Regions from separate parts of the Homo sapiens genome. Here regions 1 and 2 are each linked to region 3. A link is a loop called in an ENCODE intact Hi-C map of the cell type or tissue named here. Cell type or tissue: GM12878. All regions are shown on one strand. Each heading gives the region's core, and the rest is flanking DNA. Links, peaks and the distances in the headings are about the cores only.

Evidence for each region. Hi-C counts contacts between places; a loop is a spot of excess contacts. Peaks named below come from ENCODE experiments on the same cell type or tissue, not always from the same donor. Only the 100,000 strongest peaks of a DNase experiment are listed, where the experiment ranks them.
Region 1: it touches region 3 in a loop (7-fold over the local background); 18 of 110 quality-filtered maps call a loop at or near these places.
Region 2: a loop joins it to region 3, with 2.3 times the contacts of the local background. A loop is called at or near these places in 2 of 110 quality-filtered maps.

Annotation. Positions count from the first base shown.
Region 1 is chr13:42,475,304-42,483,295 of GRCh38, reverse strand. The region is part of intron 3 of LINC02341 (long intergenic non-protein coding RNA 2341); the gene reads right to left. Among named protein-coding and RNA genes, the nearest start is that of LINC02341, 54 kb to the right of the region's middle. In GM12878, for the core only: a CTCF peak has its summit at 4,570 (motif pointing right); a DNase peak (open chromatin) is centred at 4,535.
Region 2 is chr13:42,880,799-42,888,790 of GRCh38, reverse strand. EPSTI1 (epithelial stromal interaction 1) reads left to right here. Exons shown (of 11, transcript NM_033255.5): 11 at 289-2,403. The coding sequence ends at 297. Among named protein-coding and RNA genes, the nearest start is that of LINC00428, 12 kb to the right of the region's middle. In GM12878, for the core only: a CTCF peak has its summit at 4,765 (motif pointing left); no DNase peak of the experiment used is centred there.
Region 3 is chr13:42,330,875-42,338,866 of GRCh38, reverse strand. No RefSeq gene overlaps it. Among named protein-coding and RNA genes, the nearest start is that of AKAP11, 63 kb to the right of the region's middle. RefSeq lists an enhancer at 4,527-4,596. In GM12878, for the core only: a CTCF peak has its summit at 4,615; a DNase peak (open chromatin) is centred at 4,396; H3K27ac peaks cover 727 bases.

The DNA of each region.
Region 1 (7,992 bases), core at 3,395-5,894, 140 kb before region 3:
CAAAAACTACACCGAAATACCACTTTTCACTTATACAATTATATGCTTGATAACACATTGTTGGTGAGAATGTAGATAGTTACTCTTATTCATTGCTAATAGGACTATAAATTGTTTAATCCTAGAGAAAAATTATCAGGAACTGTATAATTTTAAAAATGTATATACTCTTTGAGGGGCCGGGTGCGGTGGCTCACACCTGTAATCCCAGCACTTTGGGAGGCCGAGGTGGGTGGATCATGACGTCAGGAGATCGAGACCATCCTGGCTAACACGGTGAAACCCCATCTCTACTAAAAATACAAAAAATTAGCCAGACATGGTGGCGGGCGCCTGTAGTCCCAGCTACTCAGGAGGCTGAGGCAGGAGAAAGGCGTGAACCCGGGAGGCGGAGGTTGCAGTGAGCCGAGATTGCACCACTGCACTCCAGCCTGGGCGACAGAGCGAGACTCCACCTCAAAAAAAAAAAAAAAAGTATATACCCTTTGAGTTAATAATTCCATTTCTAGAAATTTATCTTACTAATATATTTATACACATAATGCTTTAAGATGTTTTTCTGAAGCTTTGTTTGGCCAAGGGAAAAGAGGGAAAAACCTAACTGTTTATTAGCAGGGGATTTGTTAATCATAGTACATCCACACAATGGAATATTATATAGCTATAAAGAAGAACCAATATTAAATAATTTCTGAAATACTCTTTTAATTTAAAAAGGCATAGAGGTATAGAACACTGTGCATAATGCTGTCATTTGTTTAAAAGGAAGAGAATGTTTGAAACTACACAAAATCGTTAGAAGAATAAATGAGTTGACACCAGTGCTTACCTCTTGGGGGAGATGGGAACCAGGCTGACACAGGATAGAAAAGGAGTGTAAATTTTTCAATAAACATATTTTTATATTTTTTTATATTTGAACCATGTGAAGATATTTTCTCTTCAAAGAAAATTACACAGGGTTTGGTGGGTTTTTTGGTTGTCTTTCTTTGTGTTTGAGTCGGATTCTGTCTCTGTTGCCCAGGCTGGAGTGCAGTGGTGTAATCTCAGCTCACTGCAACCTCCACCTCCCAGGCTCAAGTGACTCTTCTGCCTCAGCCTCCTGAGTAGCTGGGACTACAAGAATGCTCCACCACACCTGACCAATTTTTATATTTTTAGTAGAGAGAGTTTCACTATGTTGGCCAGGCTGGTCTTGAACTCCTGACCTCAAGTGATCTATCTGCCCACCTCGGCCTCCCAAAGTGCTGGGATTACAGGCATGAGCCACCATGCCCGGCCTACACAGGGCTTGTTTTTAAGTGAAAAGTACTATATCGCTTGTTGAAGATACTGTATTATATTAATGCAGCCTAAAATTATATTTCTTTATTTTTAATCATTACATCATATTGAGATCTTAGTAAATTAAAGCCTCTATCTCCTTTCTGGATGTACTGCTCTTATATCAAGTCCTTTTATTTGTACCTACTTGATTTTTTTCATCCAAACATACAGCTGTTTTTAAAAAGCTTAAAAACTTTGGCCGGGCGCGGTGGCTCACTCCTGTAATCCTAGCACCTTGGGAGGCTGAGGCGGGTGGATCACGAGGTCAGGAGATCGAGACCATCCTGGCTAACATGGTGAAACTCCGTCTCTACTAAAAATACAAAAAAAAATCAGCCAGGTGTGGTGGCGGGTGCTTGTAGTCCCAGCTACTCAGGAGGCTGAGGCAGGAGAATGGCGTGAACCTGGGAGGCGGAGCTTGCAGTGAGCCGAGATCGTGCCACTGCACTCCAGCCTGGGCGACAGAGACTCCTGTCTCAAAAAAAAAAAAAAAAAAAACTTAAAGTAAGCTCCCTCCTGTCATTTGCATTTCCTACCATTTTTAATAAGTAAAATCCAGAATAGCACATACTTCCAACAATTATTTACCAATTATTGAGATACTAAAACTAATATTCTGGTACTAAGTTAAATTCTGTGGGTGATACAAAGATTTCATATATGTATAAATGTATATTATATATGTAAATTTTATGTATGTAAATGTATATTGTGTGTGTGTGTGTATATATATAAGTATGTGTGTATACACATACACACATATGCCACAGCTTATATATGATAGTCATATGGTTAAAGTTCTTAGATATACTACTTATTTTTTTTCTTTCTTTCTTTTTTTTTTTTTCTTTTTGAGACAGAGTCTCACTGGTCACCCACCTGGAGTGCAGTGGCATGATCTTGGCTCACTGCAAGCTCCGCCTGCTGTGTTCACGCCATTCTCCTGCCTCAGCCTCCTGAAGCTGGGACTACAGGTGCCCGCCACAATGCCTGGCTAATTTTTTGTATTTTTAGTAGAGACGGGGTTTCACAGTGTTAGCCAGGATGGTCTCAATCTCCTGACCTCGTGATCCGCCCACCTCGGCCTCCCAAAGTGCTGGGATTACAGGCCTGAGCCACCATGCCTGGCCTACTACTTATATTTTTAAACATTTTGAGTAAAATCTCAATTTGCATTTTCTTAGAAACTTCCAAGTATACAAGGCAGATTTACAAATAGGCAATCTATTTTTAGGGGCTCTCAGCTCTGTCATTCAAAAGAAACAGAATGGTAATTCCTTTCAATAAAAACTAAGCCATCTTTTCCCTAAAATTAAACACATTTCACATAGTTATTAAAACTGGTGAATTTGAGAAGTATATATAATTTTACAGCAATGGCAATAATAAAACTGATTTTTCATCAGGTTTTTTAAAGAGCACGTGCTCATTGCAGAAAACTTGTAAAATACACAGACCTACAAAGAAGAAAATTAATGTCACCTGTAATCTCACGAGTTAGAGATACCCACTGCTAACATTCCAGTTCACCACCAGCCAGTCATCCTAACCAGTCAACATTAACTCCATGTCAAACCATCAGCTTTGACTTTTGTCAGTGTTCTAAAGCTGACTGGAGTTCATTCTCTCATTTCTCAGTAGATGAGAAAACTAAGACTGGTTTTCTCATCTACTCATGAGACCTTCAGCAACTCAGCTTTACCTCCAGATATTGGTTTAACCTAGAAGATCAAGAGAGGCAAGAGATTCATCCAGAGTGTGGGAGTGGGGAGGGCAGGTTCCACATCAGAAGGAAGGGCAGCACTTCCCTTCCCCTGCCTGTCCAGCACATTTTGGGATGTCTTGTGTCTGCTCATCCAAGTCTCCTCTGCCTCCCCTTTAGGCCACATCATGGGTGTGGCTCCGAGTTATGAGTTCTGACCAGCACCCAGAAAGGGATGGAAATTCCTGGAATTAGGGGTAGAGAGAAGGAAGGGCAGAAAACAAAGGGGATAAGTAAAGCAATCTTCTCGACCAACATGCATTTCTTCAAGGCCTAAAGTGGAAAAACACAAGAATCAGTGATAAGTGATGATAGAGCATTGATAAAATATGGGGAAATCAGAAACATCTTAACTACAGTTCACTTCTATTATCTGAGTATAATAAAACTATCTGCACTTTAATGTCTGTGAATCCATGACTACTCATCCTCAGTTTCTCCTTCCTCAGCTCCCATGGCACTCTATCACCAAATCCTGTCAATCACATTGGCCTTAAATGTAATGCTTTCTATCTCCACTGCCACCATAATCTTTCACGAGAATGTATCTGGTCTCCCTGCTTCCACACCTGCCTCCCACAATCAGTGGTCTTTGGGAAAAGAAAGACCATGGCATATCAGTTTCCTGGTCAAAACTCATCAAACTTCCCAGTTGCCCAAATGCTGGGCATGCCCCACAAGGTCCCATGTGATCTGGCTGCCAACCTGCAACTTCATCCCACTGCTCTTGCTCTCACCCTCGACTCCAGCCCCCTGATCTTCTTCCAGGTCCTTCCACAGGCCGGTCTCTCCCCTCTCGGGGCCTTCCACAAGCTCATCTCTGCCTGGAGGCACCTCCCATGTCTCTGCTACCACTCCCTTCTTAATCTTTAGGTCTCAGTTTAAACATCACAGAGAGTAACAAGGAATCACACCTAGGTGTTAAGAAACACATCAAAATGTTACAGTTCTTTCTCCGGGGAGAGATTCTGGAGGGTTTGTTTTTTTTTAATACTAACGTGTATTTCCTAAATTAACTACAATTAAATAAAACTATCTGCACTTTAATGTCTGTGAATCCATGACTACTCATCCTCAGTTTCTCCTTCCTCAGCTCCCATGGCACTCTATCACCAAATCCTGTCAATCACATTGGCCTTAAATGTAATGCTTGTTGTTTTCACAATCAGAAAAAAAAAAAAACAAAAAAACCTCTGTTAATCATTTTCCTAGCCTGCAGAGTGTTGTCATAGTTGATGGTCCCAGCACCTCTGTGAAGTAAGGTAGTACAGGCACAACACCTCACTGCTGCTGCGCTTCGCACTTCTGCCACTCTGTCTTTCTCCAGGAGCAGCATCTCCCTGTTTCCAGATACTCTTTCATTGCCTCATGTGACCAAACACACTTTCCCCTTTGTTCAGAATGCACTCACCCTGCTCCTGCTCCAAGTCTTGACAGAATCCCAGCTCATCTTTTTAGCTCAGCGCAAAACATCACCTCTAGATGGAGCTTAAGGTCCCAGCAGAATAACTTTCTTTGGCCTCCATATTCCAATGACTCTGGGTTCTTTTCTCTGCAAGAGCACCTTGTTCTTTGCTCTGGGATTTGTCCCTGAATAATGACTCTGTTCCCTGGAACAGGAGCAGGACCCAGTCTGTCTTCTTCCCCATTGTACCCCCAGGACCCAGGCCAGTGCCTAGCAGGGAGAAAATATTCAACTGCTGTGGCTGTGTATTGAATGAATAAATGAACTCGATTATACAGGTAAGGAAATTGAGGCACAAAGACTTAAGTAATCTGATAAATTTGCAACCTCTTCACTCATTTTCTTTTTAATTTGAGAGATACTTCAATACAAAATAAAGTTATTAAAATAGGAACAGGACCAAATTTAAAATACATTGAAAACATTCAAGGGCCCAGCTTATAAATGGTGAAGCAGAATATGCAGAGGCTTCCTGACTACAAGCTCAGTGCTTTTCAACTGCACCATGCTTTACCAAAAGTGGGTCTATGTAATCTGTTGTTGACTGGCAGGGTTTATCTCTTATTTATTGTTTAGGTGACTTCAATCTTCAGAGTTGAACCAGAATACACTCGGGGCAGCATGTTTTCCCACTAATATTTTGCTACAGACACAACCGTGAAACCTATGGCTTCTGTCCAATGAACCCCCTCAGTCACCACAATTGCACAATGAAGCACATGCAATGTATAAACAAAATGGCTTGAAACACAGAACATAGACTTAGAAGTTACAGCCACATAAAGCAGTGAGATACTTAAGCTAGTGTGACCCCTGACTGTTCTGAACACGCCGACCAACACATTTATCCAGTGGCCAGTTGGCCCCCAGAAAGCAGCTCACCGACATGACTTGGCAGTACTCCCTGGGGCTACACTCATTCCTGGTGGCACCAGGCAGGGCGCCAGGCATCACCCTCTGCATGCGAGACAGCAGGGCAAGGTGCCCAAGGCTTTGAGACAAAAACATCTGTCGAAGTCACCAAGTTGTCGGTTGTCTGAGTTCACCCCGCTGGGTGAGTACACTGCCAGGCCAATTCCAGGATCAGTCCCTGTCCCTGTGAGGGACATTGCAAGCTCCAGAACCCAAGCCCAAGGGTCAGCTGACATGGAAACAAATGCAAAAGCCTCCCCATCACCATCAGCAGGTGGATAAGGGTTGGGGGCAGAAGCTAAGCCCCTCCTGACTCATGCTAAGATCCGAAACATAAGGCTTGAGCCATTTCTAGATGACAGCAAAGCAACTTGTAGAAATGCAAATTAAAAAAACTTGTCTCATAATCTTTTTTTTTAACTGTGCCTTTTCAACAAGATGCCAAATAATAGATTGATTAATTTTTTTTTTTTTTTTTTCACAGAAAAGACTGCTTCTGGAAGTGGGCTTTTTCCTTTTTTGTTGTCTTATTTTGTTGGTTTTTTAATAGGCTTAGAACAATTCAGGGACAGAAGGGTCCTTAAATATCATCCCCTCCAGCCCCCTGACCCATGGAGTGGCTGCAGTGTTTTCTACTGATTTAGTCACTACTGTGCTTTATAACAGAGGCATCAAGATATGCAAGAATCAGGCAGAGCAAGTGTTAGCTAAAGCAAGCTAGCTCACCTTACCAGAAGGAATTTAAAGTTCAGAATCAAATTCCTTACGAATGAACTGTCCAAAGGGATTCCTAATCACTTTGCCATTCGATGCACCACCTTATTTTTTTTTATTTTTATTATTATTTTTTTTTAGTATTTATTGATCATTCTTGGGTGTTTCTCAGAGAGGGGGATGTGGCAGAGTCATAGGATAATAGTGGAGAGAAGGTCAGCAGATAAACACGTGAACAAAGGTCTCTGGTTTTCCTAGGCAGAGGACCCTTTGGCCTTCCGCAGTGTTTGTGTCCCTGGGTACTTGAGATTAGGGAGTGGTGATGACTCTTAACCAGTATGCTGCCTTCAAGCATCTGTTTAACAAAGCACATCTTGCACCGCCCTTAATCCATTTAACCCTGAGTGGACACAGCACATGTTTCAGAGAGCATGGGGTTGGGGGTAAGGTTATAGATTAACAGCATCCCAAGGCAGAAGAATTTTTCTTAGTACAGAACAAAATGGAGTCTCCTATGTCTACTTCTTTCTACACAGACACAGTAACAATCTGATCTCTCTTTCTTTTCCCCACATTTCCCCCTTTTCTTTTCAACAAAACCCCCATCGTCATCATGGCCCATTCTCGATGGTCGCTGTCTCTTCGGAGCTGTTGGGTACACCTCCCAGACGGGGCGGCCGGGCGGAGGCGCTCCCCACCTCCCAGACGGGGCGGCCGGGCGGAGGCGCTCCCCACCTCCCAGACGGGGCGGCCGGGCGGAGGCGCTCCCCACCTCCCAGACGGGGCGGCCGGGCGGAGACGCTCCTCACCTCCCAGATGGGGCGGCCGGGCAGAGGCGCTCCTCACTTCCCAGATGGCACCACCTTATTTTTATAATCAGAATGGATACCTACTTCACATGATGCTTATGCCTATATTGCAATCTGTAGAAATAATGTGATTATTTGGAGGGTAATAGCAATATGACCAATTTATTTCCAAACATCCTATTTGCTAGTCAGCAAATGAATCAATACACAGTAACTTTTCCTGTGTGGTCTACTTCCCATGTGCACATCTATATTTGTTTATTCATTCAATCAAAATACTTATATTCCCACTATACATTAGGCACCATGCCAGACACTAGATTTATATAATGCTGCATAAGAGACAGAACCTTCCCTCAGGAAACTTTAGCTGGAGACTCTTCATCCATCAAATCTGTCCGTTCTAAACATGGGGAAGGTATAGACACTCCAGGTTCATGATGCACAGAGGTGGTAGAGCAGAAACCATGACCATGCTGGCCTCAAGAGAGCCCAACACTAGCCTCAGAGAACTCAGGGGAAGCACTGGTATTTGTAACATATGTCTTTGGTTGTTTTTCTATTTTAAATCACTCACCTCGAGTCAGGTTATAAATTCTTCAAGATTAAAATGAATAGTCATCACAATGCAATAGCAGAGTTTTATGTACTGGGTAATAAGAAGTCATAAAGCTCATCACAGGAAGAGTGCCATAATGCAAATAGCATCCCCCAAATCAAAGGCCAAATCTGGATCATAAGGCTGATCCTTTGTAGCTTGCAAAGTTGGTTGCTGCAAATGTATCACTAGAACTGTGTGACAGCGACAGTCACCTAAAATGGAATTTTACCTGGTCAATGTCACTTTTATTTTAATCATCCCCAGCTCAGTATCCTTGGTGTGATCTCTCTATAGGCAAATCTTTTTCCCTTGGTTTTTCATGTGTATAAATTCAGAACCTATTTTCCAAATGGGCATTTGGCTGTGTGATTTGGCTCACTCACACAACTAAGATGGCAGAAGT
Region 2 (7,992 bases), core at 3,395-5,894, 550 kb before region 3:
TTTCGAACTGTATATTTGTCACCTCTGTTAGTCTATCTCTAAGAACACAGCCAATAAGACATCACTTGACAAGCCATTACCTTATTGACCAAGACTATTTTGTGAATCAAATGCAATGTGACTTGAAAATCAAATCGTTTCAATGGTCATTTAAGTTGTTAATTTTAAAAAATGGTCATTTCAGCTTGATGCATAAGAGCGTTCTTTGCAGGAACTTCATTTTTGACTACAAAGGCTTTGAATTTTATTTTGCTGCTTGCAGTAATTTTTGTTTTCTTTTTCTTCCAGGGTATATGAGAAAATATTGACTCCTATCTGGCCTTCATCAACTGACCTCGAAAAGCCTCATGAGATGCTTTTTCTTAATGTGATTTTGTTCAGCCTCACTGTTTTTACCTTAATTTCAACTGCCCACACACTTGACCGTGCAGTCAGGAGTGACTGGCTTCTCCTTGTCCTCATTTATGCATGTTTGGAGGAGCTGATTCCTGAACTCATATTTAATCTCTACTGCCAGGGAAATGCTACATTATTTTTCTAATTGGAAGTATAATTAGAGTGATGTTGGTAGGGTAGAAAAAGAGGGAGTCACTTGATGCTTTCAGGTTAATCAGAGCTATGGGTGCTACAGGCTTGTCTTTCTAAGTGACATATTCTTATCTAATTCTCAGATCAGGTTTTGAAAGCTTTGGGGGTCTTTTTAGATTTTAATCCCTACTTTCTTTATGGTACAAATATGTACAAAAGAAAAAGGTCTTATATTCTTTTACACAAATTTATAAATAAATTTTGAACTCCTTCTGTATAAATGGGTCATTTTTATTTTTAATGAAAAGTTATTGGGGTTTTCTCTCTTGAAGGGTCTCATTTTAATTCCCTTTTCCAGGCCGTATAGATCAAATATAGTACTGTCATTACTGTTGGCTCTTGTTTTGGTCTTGACTTACTAATAGTGTTACCCTGATTTTCAGAGGGGGACAGTTTATCTCCAGAAAGGCCAATGTTTGTATACACATCAGCTAGACACAAATATAGACATCATATGTAGTTTGTACATGTTTCAGAAACTTGTTTTTTCTTTGCTCTGTGTAACCTATTTCCTATTGCTAGTTCAGTTGGCTTTCTTATTCACTTCTGTGACCCTGAACCAGTTCTCAGACCCTAGAGTGTAAGAGCATTGATTTTCTACGCTGTGTAATCTAGCTCAATCCCTCTGTCCCCTCCGCCTCACCGTCCCCCAGCCACCACATTGTATAGCAAAAGCATTACATTCAATCCTAGAATAAAGGTAAATACAACAAATCATCTTTGCAGCTGGACAACTAATAATACTTTGCAGCATTAAGAGATCTTCTGTGTTACCAGTCACTCTGTTGAAATGAACTTTCCGAATCTCTTTATTCAGGAAAACATGGGGTTTTGAAATTCTTGGGCCAAGAGACATAACTGAGGGGTTCGCAGAGCTAGGCAAGGGTGCACTAGGAAAGGGCCACATTGGTGGGTGGGGGGTAACAGAGAACAGATGGTGTCAGGAAGTTTCTCTGGAGTAAATAATGTGGATATTCTTGGTTTCCCTCTCCTCCGCCAGCTGAAGCTGTGTTAGTGCTGTTGACACTAATATAAAATGTTTGGTCCATTTGAAATCCTTGTCATTGCCTTATATGGGGGAAACTCAATCCCCCAGCCTGTGTTGGAAATATCACCAAACTGATTGTAAATGTGCGGCTGTAGCAGACATTTTAGTGTGGTGGTGTGCAGCCATTTCGGCCCTACACCTGCCAGCCTGGCTACCTTACAGTTGTGTTCCGATTTTTGCGTCTATGCTTGGTGTGCCTCACTTGCTGCATTTTCCAGCATGCAACCAGGAGTTGACGTAGGAAAAAGGGATGCTTTCTTACTTTGGAAGCTCTCAGGGAAGTTGGTGTCAATTTCTCCTCCACTGCCTGGCCTACCCTGCACTCCCAAAGATTTTGTGCAGATGGGTAGTTCCATTTTTTAAAAATTGTGCAGATATGGAAAATTGTGACTTACTTCATGACCAGAACTATCTAGAATATGTGTGGGGGTATAAACATCTTGCTTAACCAAATATCTATGTAGGCAGAGGTAACCAGGAGAGAAGCAAGACTTGCTGCCTAAAGGAGCCCACCATTTTACTTTTCACATTTAATCTGCCACGTTGAATCAATTGGAATAAAACCTGACTCGCAGGTGACTGGACAGGAAATCCCAAAGTTCCACCATTTCTATGCTTAATTTTAATGTCCCCCCGCTTTTTTTTTTGTAGAAAATAAAAACAAGAAAATCGTTCCAATGTAAGATGTTTGTTATAGAAACTTTAGGCAATACAGGTGTGTAATAAAATGTTTAATAAACTTCTAAACACTTTTGTATTTGGATTTACCACTTTTTCCTTTGTGGTTTCTTCTTGGTATTATGTTGATAGATCCTAAAATCTACAAAGCAACAACCTCTACCCAGTGGCCTATTTTAACAAAACAAAGGATTTCCCCTACTACTGGGCTTAGTTATATTATAGTAGATAGTCAGGCAGACAGGAGCAGGCCAAGAGAGGCCCCCACTACCAGGAATGTCAGGCAACCATCAGGTGATGGTCAGCCAAGTTATTTTTGTTGTTTTTCTTTTTTTTTGAGATGGAGTCTCACTCTGTTGCCCAGGTTGGAGTACAGTGGCATGACCTCGGCTCACTGCAACCTCTGCTACCCGGGTTCAAGAGATTCTCCTGCCTCAAACTCCCAAGTAGCTGGGATTACAGTCTCCCACCCGCCACCACGCCCAGCTAATTGTTGTATTTTTAGTAGAGACGGGGTTTTGCCACGTTGGCCAGGCTGGTCTCAAACTCCTGACCTCAGGTGATCCGCCTGCCTCAGCCTCCCAAAGTGCTGGGATTACAGGCATGAGCCACTGCACCCAGCCGGCCAGCCAGTTGTTAAGCTGACTCTCTAAAGTAATAATTGGTTGCAGCCAGTGCCAGGGAAAGGCAGTCTCCCAATAGATAGAAACACCTGAAACTGGTGATCAGCAGCTTCTGATAAGATCTCAGGATTTGGGCAAGAAAGCTCAAGCATGTACATTAAGGGGCAAAATGGCAGAGTTTAACTGATACATGACCTTACAGGAACATTCGACTGGTAAGGGAAGAACGCCTCAAGTAAGTATATGCACAACTCCAGTAAACACACTGGGCTTGCGGCCCCTCCCAAGTGCTGGCCGGCCACTGCGCATGCAGACAGCCCACCCCAAGGGAATCATTGACTCCAGAAGATTGCCAACATATAAAACCCCAAGTCAAAGGCCAAACCATGCACCCAATCTCCCAAGTTGCTCACTTGGCCTTCTTCCAAGTGTACTTGACTTCCTTTCATTCCTGCTCTAATTTTTTTTTTTTTTTTAACACAGAGTTTCATTCTTGTTGCCCAGGCTGGAGTGCAACGGCACGATCTCGGCTCACTCAACCTCTGCCTCCTGGGTTCCAGTGATTCTCCTGCCTCAGCCTCCCGAGTAGCTGGGATTATAGGCATATGCCACCATGCCCGGCTAATTTTGTATTTTTAGTAGAGACGGGGTTTCTCCATGTTGGTCAGGCTGGTCTTGAATTTCTGACCTCAGGTGATCCGCCCGCCTTGGCCTCCCAAAGTGCTGGGATTACAGGTGTGACCCACCGTGCCAGGCCTCTAATACTTTTTAATAAACTCTCACTCCCGCTCTAAAACTTGTCTCAGTCTCTCTGCCTTATGCCCCTTGGTTGAATTTCTTCTGAGGAGGCAAGAATTGAGGTTGGGGCAACCAGTACAGATTCACTGCTGCTAACAGTTGTAGATAATACAGGTCAGGAGATCTTATTCCATTCACAGGATAGGCCTAAGAACTCACATTTTTTGTATGTTTTTTTGTGTATGTTTTCACACTAGAGACATTTCTTGTGGTCCCTAAATACTTTATGTTCAAAGGAAACATTGCATTTTTTCTTTAGGTCGATTTTTTAAAAATCAAGATAAGAAGCCTACATATTTAATTTGGAGATTCGGTTGTCTTTCAGAAAGTATATTTAGAAAAATTACATTGTAGTTATAGTAAATGTAGACATATTTTAAAGTAAAACCCTTGACATTTATAAAGCCAAAAATTTCAAGTTAAAATTCAAAGTTTTGTGATAACTCTGGCTAAAAACTAATTTTTAAAAACATGTAATCATAAAAACAGTGCCTACAATCTTAATTTTAAATTTCAGGATATTAAGCAGATAGGTTGTAATTAGCTGGACTTGTTTGTCCAGTTATGAGAGGATGTGTTTGGAAGTGTGGCTGCCAGAGGAAGTAAAAGGAATTGTTCTGAAACTATTAGCAAGTAGAAGAAAATAGAAGGTTGTGGGCTCTTTGTTTTTATTAATAACTCAGTGGACTAGCACATCTAGAAACTAGCTCCGTGCTGATGTGCATGAAATAATATCGGAGTGAGGTATAATAAAATTTACATGTGGAGAAAGAATATGCCTCTCCAGTTACCATGAGGATTGCATAGAGAATAAATACATGTTAGGCATTCCTTCAAGGAAGGGGCTCTGATTTGGAATTCCTCCCTCCCTTTAAAAATATTCCCTTGTTTAACAATAGAGTTTAAAAAGCATCACAGAGGATTATCATTTTTTTTCTGCTCACAGAATTACATGCTCAGAAGTGAAGGGTTTATATAAAGGCAAATGGGAGAAGCATTTTCATGACATTTATTGCCATGTTGTGCCATCTGCTGGGACAGAGGCTACAGGGACAGCTGTACTGCAACACACACCTCCCCTAGGAAGCTGATTTATTACAAGCCCTTTGCTTTGCTGCTCAGCTGCAGGGCATGTGCTCTGAACATTCCTTCTCACCGTCCCTGGAGGACACTGACCACAGCTGAGCTGAAGGAATCGTCGTCAGTCATCGGGGGTGACATTTCATTCCCTACAAAACCTTACACCAGTGATTGGCACCAGATTATGAACTGATTAGAAATTTCTGTTTTAGAAACCATAGTTGAGCTAAAATGAGTAGAAATTGTGCTTTAGTATGGAGAGAACAGAAACTGATGGGAGAGGGATATTTGAAATTGGACATTGTGAATTAAGAAAAATCAGAAATCAACATTTAAATATATGTCTATAGTCTGTTTTAAATGTGGCACAATGGAGACACAAAGTTAAGTGGTACAGGTCCTGTCCTCAGGCAATGGAGCAGTCGGAATAGGCAAAGTTATGGTGACCACAATAAGCAGCCCCCACCTCTTCTTGGATTAGCAATAGTTTCTTGCCCATGCTGCACTTTATGCACAGGTCAGCAGAAGCCTCTGCTCACCTTAGTCAAGGACTGAGAAAGGCTCTGTCTGTTCTTATGCTTTCCATACACCAAGAGGAGGACATAGTGGCAGTATTCTGTGCTATCTCCAGGAAATGCTTTCTCCAGGAAATGACACATGCTACTTCTGTTCACATGTTATTAGCCAGAACAAATCATGTGGCTATTCCTAATTTTAAAGGTGTGGGAAAGAAAATCCTACAATTTTCTGCAACGTACAAAGGAGGAAGAGAACAAGAACATTTGTAAATAACCCTGATTATCCCCCCAAGGAACACATTCTACAGTTGAAGAAGACACAGACATATGAAAGCTTAAGATCAAAGACACATACAAATTCAAAACAATATCAAAAACCCAGTTCAATTCAAACTTTAGTAAGGAACTAATATAGGCCAGGCACTATGCTAGGCATGGAGACTACAATATCGTACAAACCAGCCACTAAAGAACTTTAGTATGAGTTAGACACACACACACACACACACACACACACAGAGAGAGAGAGAGAGAGAGAGAGAGAGAGTAGGAAAAATGAGATAGAAGCTATGCAAAGCAATGAGATAAAAAACCTAACACGAATGGCTTTTGGTGCCATATCAAGTAGCTTGAACTTTTAAAAGGTTATAAGCAGGGCATGGACCTGATTAGATTTAGCTTTTTATTTTAAATAAATCATGAGTGAACCCAAGAAAGAGATTTGAGGGAGGAAAGCCCAGAAGCAGAGCAATCTGTTAGGAGGCTGGAGGTGATTACATCAGTTCAAGGTGACCCGTGATGAGAGTCCTGAGCTAGAGCCGTGAGAGTATGGATGAGGACAAAAGAATGAGCATGTGGAATTCTCACGATATTAAATCAAGATAAGAAGCCTACATATTTAATTTGGAGATTCAGTTGTCTTTCAGAAAGTATCTTCAGAAAAATTACATTGTAGTTATAGTAAATGTAGACGTATTTTATAAAGTCAGGACTTTGTAAATGACTAGATATAGATGGAGACTGATGAATCAAAGATGAGTTTCATATTTCTAGCCTGTGTAAATACATTGATGGTGATGTGGCCATATATACAAAATTTATAGTATTTCAGAGGAAGGGAGATTTGATGTGGTCAATAAAGAGTTTCAAAGACTATAGAATAAAATTCCATGAGCTCGGGGACATTGTTTTGTTCAATGCTGTATTCCCAGTTCCTTGAACAGTGCCTAGCACATAGTAGTGATTCAATGAGTATTTGGTAAATGAATGGATTTGATAAAAGAGGAAAATTTTTACAGATGGAAAGAAATAAGTATGGTGGTGGCTGGTGAAGGATTGAGTGCAGGGACATTTAAAGCAGCCACAGTGGTGCAGTGATGGTGGTAAGCACGTGTTTGGGGGACATTGAGGAAGAAGAATGTTCAGGCTAGAGTAACTCCATCTTGTATACTAATTGGCCATGTTGACTTCTGATTAACCCCAGTTCCGAAAATGCCTCTAAAATTTCTATTTTATCTACTGTTAAGAGTGTATAATTACGAATAATTCCTGCCCTTAGGTCAAAACAACCTTGATGTTATCGTAAACACATATATCTTCCCCTTAGGCAAATTCCCTATGATTTGTAAGCCCTGGGTCTGTGGGGTAACAGTGTACTGTAGGGATCCACCATTCGCAGCTGCTTGAGATATGGCTTCTGTTCATAAATCCCTATTATTTCATTCTGAGAATCTGGACTTGTCAGCTTCTTTCTTCAGCTCCTCACCTTCCCTGGCCTTTGGAAGTAGGTTTGTATAGGCCTGCTCACCTCGGAACACACACACACACACACACACACACACACACACACAGAGAGAGGGAGAGGGAGAGAGAGAGAGAGAGAGAGACTAGTGTGGTTGTTGCTTGGAAGTGGGAGACAAGATATAGGAGAGGAGAAACACCCTGGAAGAGAGCTTCTCTCAATGTTTTGGAATTTGTCCCAGTTAATTGGCCAACCCCAGGTGTGATAATCAAGGATAGAAAGATTCTTGGGATAAGGATATCATATTAAGCTAATCAGTTATGAATAAACCTAAACCCCGCCAACAGCAGCTGCTGATGCAAACCAAAGGGCTGGCTTTGCCCCTTTACAGGCAATGCCTGTCCTTTAATCCCTGCAGATGGTTAGCAATGCCATGAGCCATAGCATTTTGGAAAAGAAAGGGGAACCACGGGATTTCTGGAAGATATGAGAATGTAGCTCTGCCATTCACTAATGTTGAAACCTTGGACAAATCTCTTATCTCCACCTTACCTCACAGGATAGGTTGTAGACAAACTGATGGGATAAATGCTCTTAAAAGGTAAATGGGAATGCAAGGTAGGAGAGTAGCAAGGGAAATACTATATTAGTTTTAAATGAAAAGATACTTTCTCAACTCCTTTCTTTATTACTAAAAATGTTGGTCCTTCTTTCTTCCTACCTTATCACCATTTTCTAGATCACCTGGCCATGTATACTTACAGGCCTCAACAGTCTTCCTTCCTTCTCATAATTATCCCTGCATAATTCATTGGCAGGGATTATCAATTCTACCACCACAATATCTTTAGCAACTTTCCCTTTTATTTCAGGCTCACTACCATCCTCTTTAATTGGTTTCTTGTGATGTTTTACAGA
Region 3 (7,992 bases), core at 3,203-5,702:
GAGATGGTCTTCAATATTAAATAGGAGACTTGTGGAATTATTTAAATAGTTTGGTTGGAGAAGGTAAACCTATATGGCCATTATAAATCTTAACCATATCATTAGAATAGGTTGCTGTCAACTAGTATAGAACAGTTGGATTGTGTCTGTCTTATTTTCTCCATGGGTATTCAATCCCTTGATCCCTTCATTTAGGCGACCTGATTTTTGGCAGGTGTGTTATTCATTTCCTATGAATATGACATTTTCATAGTGAAAAGATGATCAGTTACTCCCAGATAATATCATTTGTCTTAATTTGCAGACTTTCCTGAAGCATCAGGAAAAACGTAACAGATGGGTGGTGTGTGTCTGTGTGTGTGTGTGTGTGTATGTGTGTATTTTCACATGGGCCACCCGTACCGGGGGCCAGACAAATGAGTTCAGCCTGTGTACCAGGCAACAGTCTCCACCAACAATGTTTTCATTACTAATTCTTTCTTGCTCCCAGGATCAAATTGTAACACTCTGTTTTTAACCAAAATACAATGAATTCTCAGCCTAACCAACCTCAGAAGGAGACTTACTGTAATTTCCGACAGGCTAGCACTCTGTCAGAGAGCTCATGAGCAGGTTTGCTTTTGGAAAACAGCCTAGGGTTGGAGATTTTTGGTCTGAAGTAGGGAAACGTAGAAAAAAATTCATTGAAGAAATTTAGCCCAAATCCATGTTGCCAACCTCAAATGATTAGTTTCCATATAGAAAACAAAAATAAAGATGAGGACAAGATAAAGTTTATTCCTCAGACTGCTCTACTGCATGAATCATCCAAACCCAGTAACCAGGATATTTCCGTCCGCAATACCTCAAAACAGACTCAAATGGCATTGAAATAAATTGTGTTTCCCCATTTTTAATGGCACAAAGTTCATTTGAGTTAAGCAAATGACATCATATGGGGGGAAAACTGTAACCTTTAGTTACCTGTAACCATAGCAGACACTCTGAAATATGATATTTGAACTTATAATACCTGTTAAACCACAACAGATTCTGCAAATGTCAGTGTCAGGCTGTTAGGGAAGCAACTGATCAGAATCCCAAATCCTGTCCCAGAATCCCAAGCCAGGATAATTTGTTATGGAAGCAAATTATTCTTGATATTTTAAAAATAATTCTAAGTAGAGTCACTAATTAATCCTCACCTCGTAGCGCTCAGTCCTGATAAATGTAAACACTTGCCTCTTAGCAGGCATGATGAAGGGGACTGCAGGGAAGCTAACTTGTTCATGGAGCAAGTCAGAGGAGAACGCACATTTCAAATGGAAAGTTCATCTCCTAATTCTGAGCTCAAGTCATTTTTCTCTGCATTGCTGAGAAATTGGCACCGAGATAAGAAAGAGGCCAAACTGAAATCATTACATGAATGCTTCTTGGTATTTGGGCTCTGATACCCAAGGCTGCCTTTTGGTTTGTAATTCTTTTTGAGATCTTTCTTTCCTGGAAATGGTAAATGCCCGTGTCCATGAGGTGTAAGGTGGGGCAACAAATACTGGTCAAACGGGAAAAGACCCAGTTGTTGCATCCTGTTTTCTGTTAGACCACAGTTTCAAGTTCCTTCAGGGCAATTGTTTCAAGACTAATTTTCCACCCTTTGGTGCCTTGTCAAAGAACTTTCTAGGGTCAGCAACATCAAATGGATGCTCTGCAAACAATTTCTGAGTATGTGCCAGGCCCTGAGGACATAAAGACCCATACAACACCTTCTCTTATGGTCCAATACAGGAAGACGTAAGAAAGCCTGACCTCTCCTCCTGGAATTCTGTGCCTGGACTTTTTCATCACTCACCACTTGGTTGGAGACCTGTCTACTGTTGAAATGACCACCTCCTATATTTAGGGATTCTCTAGAACAGCCCTGTCCAATAGAAGTATAACGTGGACCACAAATGATTTAAATTTTCTAGTAGTCACATTAAAAACAAAAGTTCAAAAAATATGTGAAATAAATGTTAATAGTATATTTCACTTAAACCAGCATATCCAAAGTAATGGCATTTCAACATGTAATAGACACGAATAAATTATTAAATTAGGAGATATTTTCTTTTTCACACTCAATCTTTGTGAAATCGACATCTATTCTACACTTCGGCACATCTCAGCACTCATTTCAAGGGCTCCAGTAGCCACATGTGACCAGCAGCTACCAAACTGAAGGGCACAACTCTAGACCCTAGCCTGGCTTCTTTTCTTTTACACTGCGGAGCTGAAAGCCTCTGTTCAAATAAGAAGGTAATGTATTGCTATTGCTGCTGTAACAAATTCCACAAACTTAGTGCCTTACCATACACATTTTATTATCATACAGTTCTGGAGTTCCGTCTGACATAGGTCTCACTGGGCTAAAATAAAAGTCTCATCAGGATTATCTTTCCTTCTGGAGGCTCTGAGGAAGAATCTATGTCCTGCCTTTTCCAGCTTCTAGAAGCTACCTGTACTCATTGGCCCTTGACCCCCTTCCTCCCTCTTCAAAGCCGGCAAGGATGCATCTCAGACGCTCCCTCTGATCGTGTTGTCCTCTGACCATAGCTGGGAAATGTTTCTCAGTTTAAGGAGATTAGATTGGATCCACCTGAATAATCCATGATAATCTCCCCATCTCAAGATCCCTCCTTTTATCCCATCAGCAAAGTCCCTTTTGCCATGTAAAGTAACACATTCGCAGTTTCCAGGGATAGGGACCTGGACATATTTGGGAGATCATGAGTATGCCTACTACAAGTTTGGTTTTGTTTTCATTACAAAGACAAAAGAATAAATATTTGAACTTGAGGACTTGGAGAATCTATCAGGTTACACTGGAAAAACATTGATTGCCTTTTTCCCTCAAGTTCATTCAGAAAGAACAAAAACTTCTTCCCTTGGATAAGAAAGACACAATCACTTTCATGAAGTTCCACCCATATCCCAGGATACGAATTTTTTCCTCCCACATGACACTGACTCTTCATTAAAAATATTTTAATGTCTTCTAGATGCCAGACATATACCAATCCTAAAAAATAACCACAGCCAAATAGCAAGAGGAAGATTATGGCATAAGGCGATGGTTCTTTTCAAAGGTAAGAGGGTTTTTAAAAAATTACTATTGTTTTATTTTGAAATATTTTTTCATGTTGGATGCACACTAAGAGCATGACATCTTTCCCCAGAAATGTTACTAATGAGAAGAAATAACCTAGGAAGAACCCAAATAAGCAATAGCAATTTTTAAAACCTTTTATTTGTCAGAAAAATATCAGAGTCATTAACACATGGAGCCAGAGATCAAAATAGAAACATAAGGCCAATACATTTGAGACTTTCTTAAGGACATAATTTTTAAAGACTTAAAGATTGTGAAGTAAGTATGTTTATTTACATATATCAATGCATCTTTTGATGCTAGCTTATTACTTGCAAGTGTCATGCCAATAATGCATATTGTCTGTCACCTGGCTTATGGCTTTAGCCCCTTTTGGAGGATAATCATAAAACCAAAAACTGTTGGGGCAGGAAGGAACCGCAGACAATGCAGTCCAGTCCACTCATTGTGCAGATTCAAAAATAGGCCATTGGGGAGGCCAAGTGACTTGCTCAAAGTCTTACAAGTAACTAGTGGCTCAGCCAAAGCCAGACCCTAGACTACAAACTGTCAGAACAATGCTTTTGACCTGTTGGGAAGGGGTGAAATTCTCCCTAGCCACTCATTCATTCATCCATCCATCCATCCATTCAACCAGCATTTGCTGAGTGCCCACCACATGCAAACGCTGTTCCAGGGCTGGAGATGCAGAAGAGAACAAAACTGGGGGCCTTCTGCCCTTGGGGGTGAAGAGATAACAAATATATACTTATGCCAGGTGGTGAAAGGGCTAAGAAGGAACATAAAGCAACATAAGGGGCTCACTAGTGATGGAAGGTTGCTGCTGTTCACAGGTGGTCAGGGAATACCATATGGATAAGGTGACATTTGAGTAGAGAGTAAATTTGGAGTAAAATTTAGAGTATGTTTAGAATAGAAGCGAATTCTAAACAGCATGGATATCATGAAATGTTAATAGAAAATTCCAAAAACGATAGTGAGGATGTATATGAAGGGGAGGCCAGTGGGAATCAGTGAAATAAGGAAGCAGGTGGCTTAAACAGAGAAGGGACGCTGGTGGTGGCAGTCTGCAGTCTGCTCACCTGAGCCTCCATGCACCTAAGCAGGTGTGACCTCAGAGGAACCCCCTGGAACTCACCTCTGCTGTCTGCCTGGCACAGGTCCAGGTGGCGCCTATGAAGACAGGCCCCATGACCACAGGGGAGCAGTTCTGGCCTGAATCTGAGGAGGGAACCTGGGCAGAAAAGGATTTCCTTTTCAGTAACCAAAGAACTAAGAAAACCCTCCCGATTCCGAGTGGGGATGGAGGTGGATGAGCCAGCAAGAAAGGACCTCAAAGGTCAGGCCAGATTAGAAGCCAGGCTATTTGAAACAAGGAAGGGAAGCGACTGAGAAACAGTTCAAATCGTCAAGCTAATTGTGCCCAAGGAAGCTTTTCACAAAGTGTAATTCAGGCTTTTTTAAACCATAGACTGTGTTGCTGTACCACCTTGAGGCTCCAAGTAACACTGCAGCTTTAAGAAAGCAGAGTTGGTCATCAATGCCGCTGGACTTCTGTGGTCTCTGCCCAAAGCCTCCTTCTCACTGTGATAAAATTCTATGTACCCCTGGATTGGTGGCAAGCACCGCCCTGTAGTGAACCCCACGGGAGAGACTGCAGGGCTGTTTTCGGGACAGTAGCGAACTCAATGGCTGCCACTCAGCCCTGTGACGCTAAGACCAGCCCAGCCTGGCTGAGAGGTGCATAGGCACCACTGTCTAGGGCAAACTGCCAAGATGGCCATCTTAGCCTACCCCGAGCTCCAGCACCTCAGATCCTGTCCCTTCACGCTCAATCACAAGGCAGCTTCTGAGGCCATCAGACGTCCCTACTCATGGCTGAGGACCACAGTGGCCATTCAGCAGCTTTGCCTTCCTCTGCATACCCTGGCCAATGGTGTCCTTCCCTGTGCCGGTATTTGCTCCTGCTAGAAACTCTGGCTTAAAGCCCCCTCCTCCATCTCTTCCCTCATCCCACCCCTGCACTCTCCTCCTCCAATCCAGTCCCTTGGCAGGACAGCAGGCACTTCCTAGTTACAGACTCGGGGTTGGGATTTGGATAGCCAAGCCTCTGTGTCAGGAGACGGGGCGGGGGTCCAGACGTGGGAATAGGGACTGGTGTAGTGGGGTGCAAGACCGAGGCAGAGATAAGACAGGCAACTGCAGCAGCTTCTCTCTGCCTTCCTCGGTGGAGAGCAGTCTTCCCCTCACCCTAACCCACCCCAATTTTAAGAGGCGAAAAAGAAAACCCAAGTAATGTGTGCTTTTCAGGAGGCATTTCGGGACACAGAAAAGTTTTCTGGCTTTTTTTTTTTTTTTTTCTTTTTAATAAACTACTTTCATTTGTGCCTAAACATATTAACCTGCATACTATTTCTTTTTTTTTTTTTTTTTTTTTGAAACAGAGTCTTGCTCTGTTGCTCAGGCTGGAGTGCAGTGGCAGGATCTCGGCTCACTGCAACCTCTGCCTCCTAGGTTCAAGTGATTCTCTTGCCTCTCAGCCTCCCGAGTAGCTGGAACTACAGGCATGCGCCACCAAGCCCAGATAGTTTTTGTATTTTTTTTTAGTAGAGACGAGGTTTTGCCATGTTGACCAGGCTGGTCTTGAACTCCTGGCCTAAAGTGATCCACCCACCTCGGCCTCCCAAAGTGCTGGGATTATAGGTGAACCACCACACCTAGCCTAAACATTATTTCTCTTCGAAGTTTTCTCTCTTGTTTTTGCAAAAATTCCAGAAGCCACCTTGTTAATACACCCACAACCTCTTTGATCAAATCTTGTTGAATAATATATTTGAAATTAATTTTCCACCATGAAATACAATATACATTTAAAATAGTATATAGAGGATGTGTGCAATCTGAAGAAAGATCATAAATTAAAAATCCAGGGGCATAGAATTCATAAACAGAATATTACTAGTACCTTAGAAGCCTGTGTCACATCCTCCTCTCTTCCCCCACCTTTAAAGGTCACTGTCACTATCAGGAAATCACTATCCTGAATTTTATATACAATTTATTTCTACCCTTTTACCATAGAATTTTAGCTTGTTTTTTGAATAGTCCAGAAAAATAGACAAATACATGTATAGCCCTCCCTAAGAAATTTAATATGTATTCTGTTTTTGCTTGGAAATTGTTAGGTTTTTTTGAATCTGTGGATTATCATCTTTCATTTCCAGAAATTTTCCAGCCATCGTCTTTTCAAATATTAATTCTGCCCCGATTCCCTCCTTCTTCTCCTTCTATACTTTTTAGGCATGAGTTAAATCTCCTTTCCCTCAAGGTCACTTAAACTTTTTCCATATATCGCATTTTTGTCTTTCTGTGCCGCATTCTGGATAAGGTTTTCTAATTCACTAATTCTCTCTCAGCTATGTCTAATCTGCTGGTAAACTCAATTGTTGAGTGTTTTATTTCAATTATCTTAGTTTTGATTTTTGAAAGTTTGGGCCAGGTGCAGTGGCTCACGCCTATAATCTCAGCACTTTGGGAGGTCAAGGCAGGCAGATCACTTGAGGTCAGGAGTTCGAGACCAGCCTGACCAACATGGTGAAACCCCGTGTCTACTAAAAATATAAAAATTAGCAAGGCATGGTGGTGGGCACCTGTAATCCCAGCTACTCGGGACGCTGAGGCAGGAGAATCACTTGAACCCAGGAGGCGGAGGTTGCAGTGACCCAAGATTAGGCCATTGCATTCCAGCCTGGACGACAAGAGGGAAACTCTATCTCAAAAAAAAAAAAAAAAAAAAAAGATTATTTTTTAAATCAGTATACTTTCAGCAAGTAGATGACCCTCCATGATGTGAGTGGGCCTCATTCAATCAGTTGAAGGCTTTAAGGAAAACAGACTGAGGTCCTGCAAGGAAGATGAAATTCTGCCTCCAGACTGTCTTCAGACTCAAGCTGCAACATCAGCTCTTCTCTGGGTCTCCAACTTTCCTGCCTGCCCTGCCAATTTTGAACTTGCCAGTCTTTGCAATTGCATGAGCTAATTCCTTAAATAAGTCAATCTCTCCCTCTCTCTCTCTCTATATATATATGTCTATAGACAAAGATACACACACACACACACACACACACACACACACACACACACAAATATCCTATTGTCTCTGTTTCTCTGGAGAACCTGACTAATACATGCAGCTTCTCTCTCCCATGCCGCATCAGTCAATCAAACCTGAAGCTCAAGTTCACTGGGCTCAGCAAATGCCTTCAAAGCCAAAGTTGGTTTTACTGCCTGCTTACAGTTGCACATTTCTACCTTCATTGGGTTTTTGGCCTGCATAAATCCTGCCTTCATGCCAGCCCAACAATGCTTTTAGGAATATTTTTTATATTTTATCCAAAATGTTTAATTGTTTCCCATGGGTGGGTTGGTCAGAGTGGCTCATTCTGCCATATGAGTACAGATGAAGTCAGTAAATGAGCTGCTTTATTGTGCTTTTCCTTAACTTACCTTGCAAACCATTTCATCATGAAATGTGGCTCATCCCTTGGTGACCTCTATCATCTGGGCATTGCTGAGTCATCTTCTTTTTGCAATACTCAACTTACTGCATCAAATAAATAATAATAGTAATGATTATAACTATATAAATCTGATTCAAAATCACCAAGAAGCAAGGTAAATCCTTCCTTGCTAAAGTTCTCTGATGGCTATGGAGTGTGGGGTTACACTGCATCACATTACGAACATCTTTTAACATTTCACTTTCTCTCCCTTCCCCCCTGGATGGAGGACTGTTTGCTCCCCGACACCTGCCATCTCTCCTTCCTCTCATGTTATCACCCCGCTTTCTCTCATCTCTTGGAGAG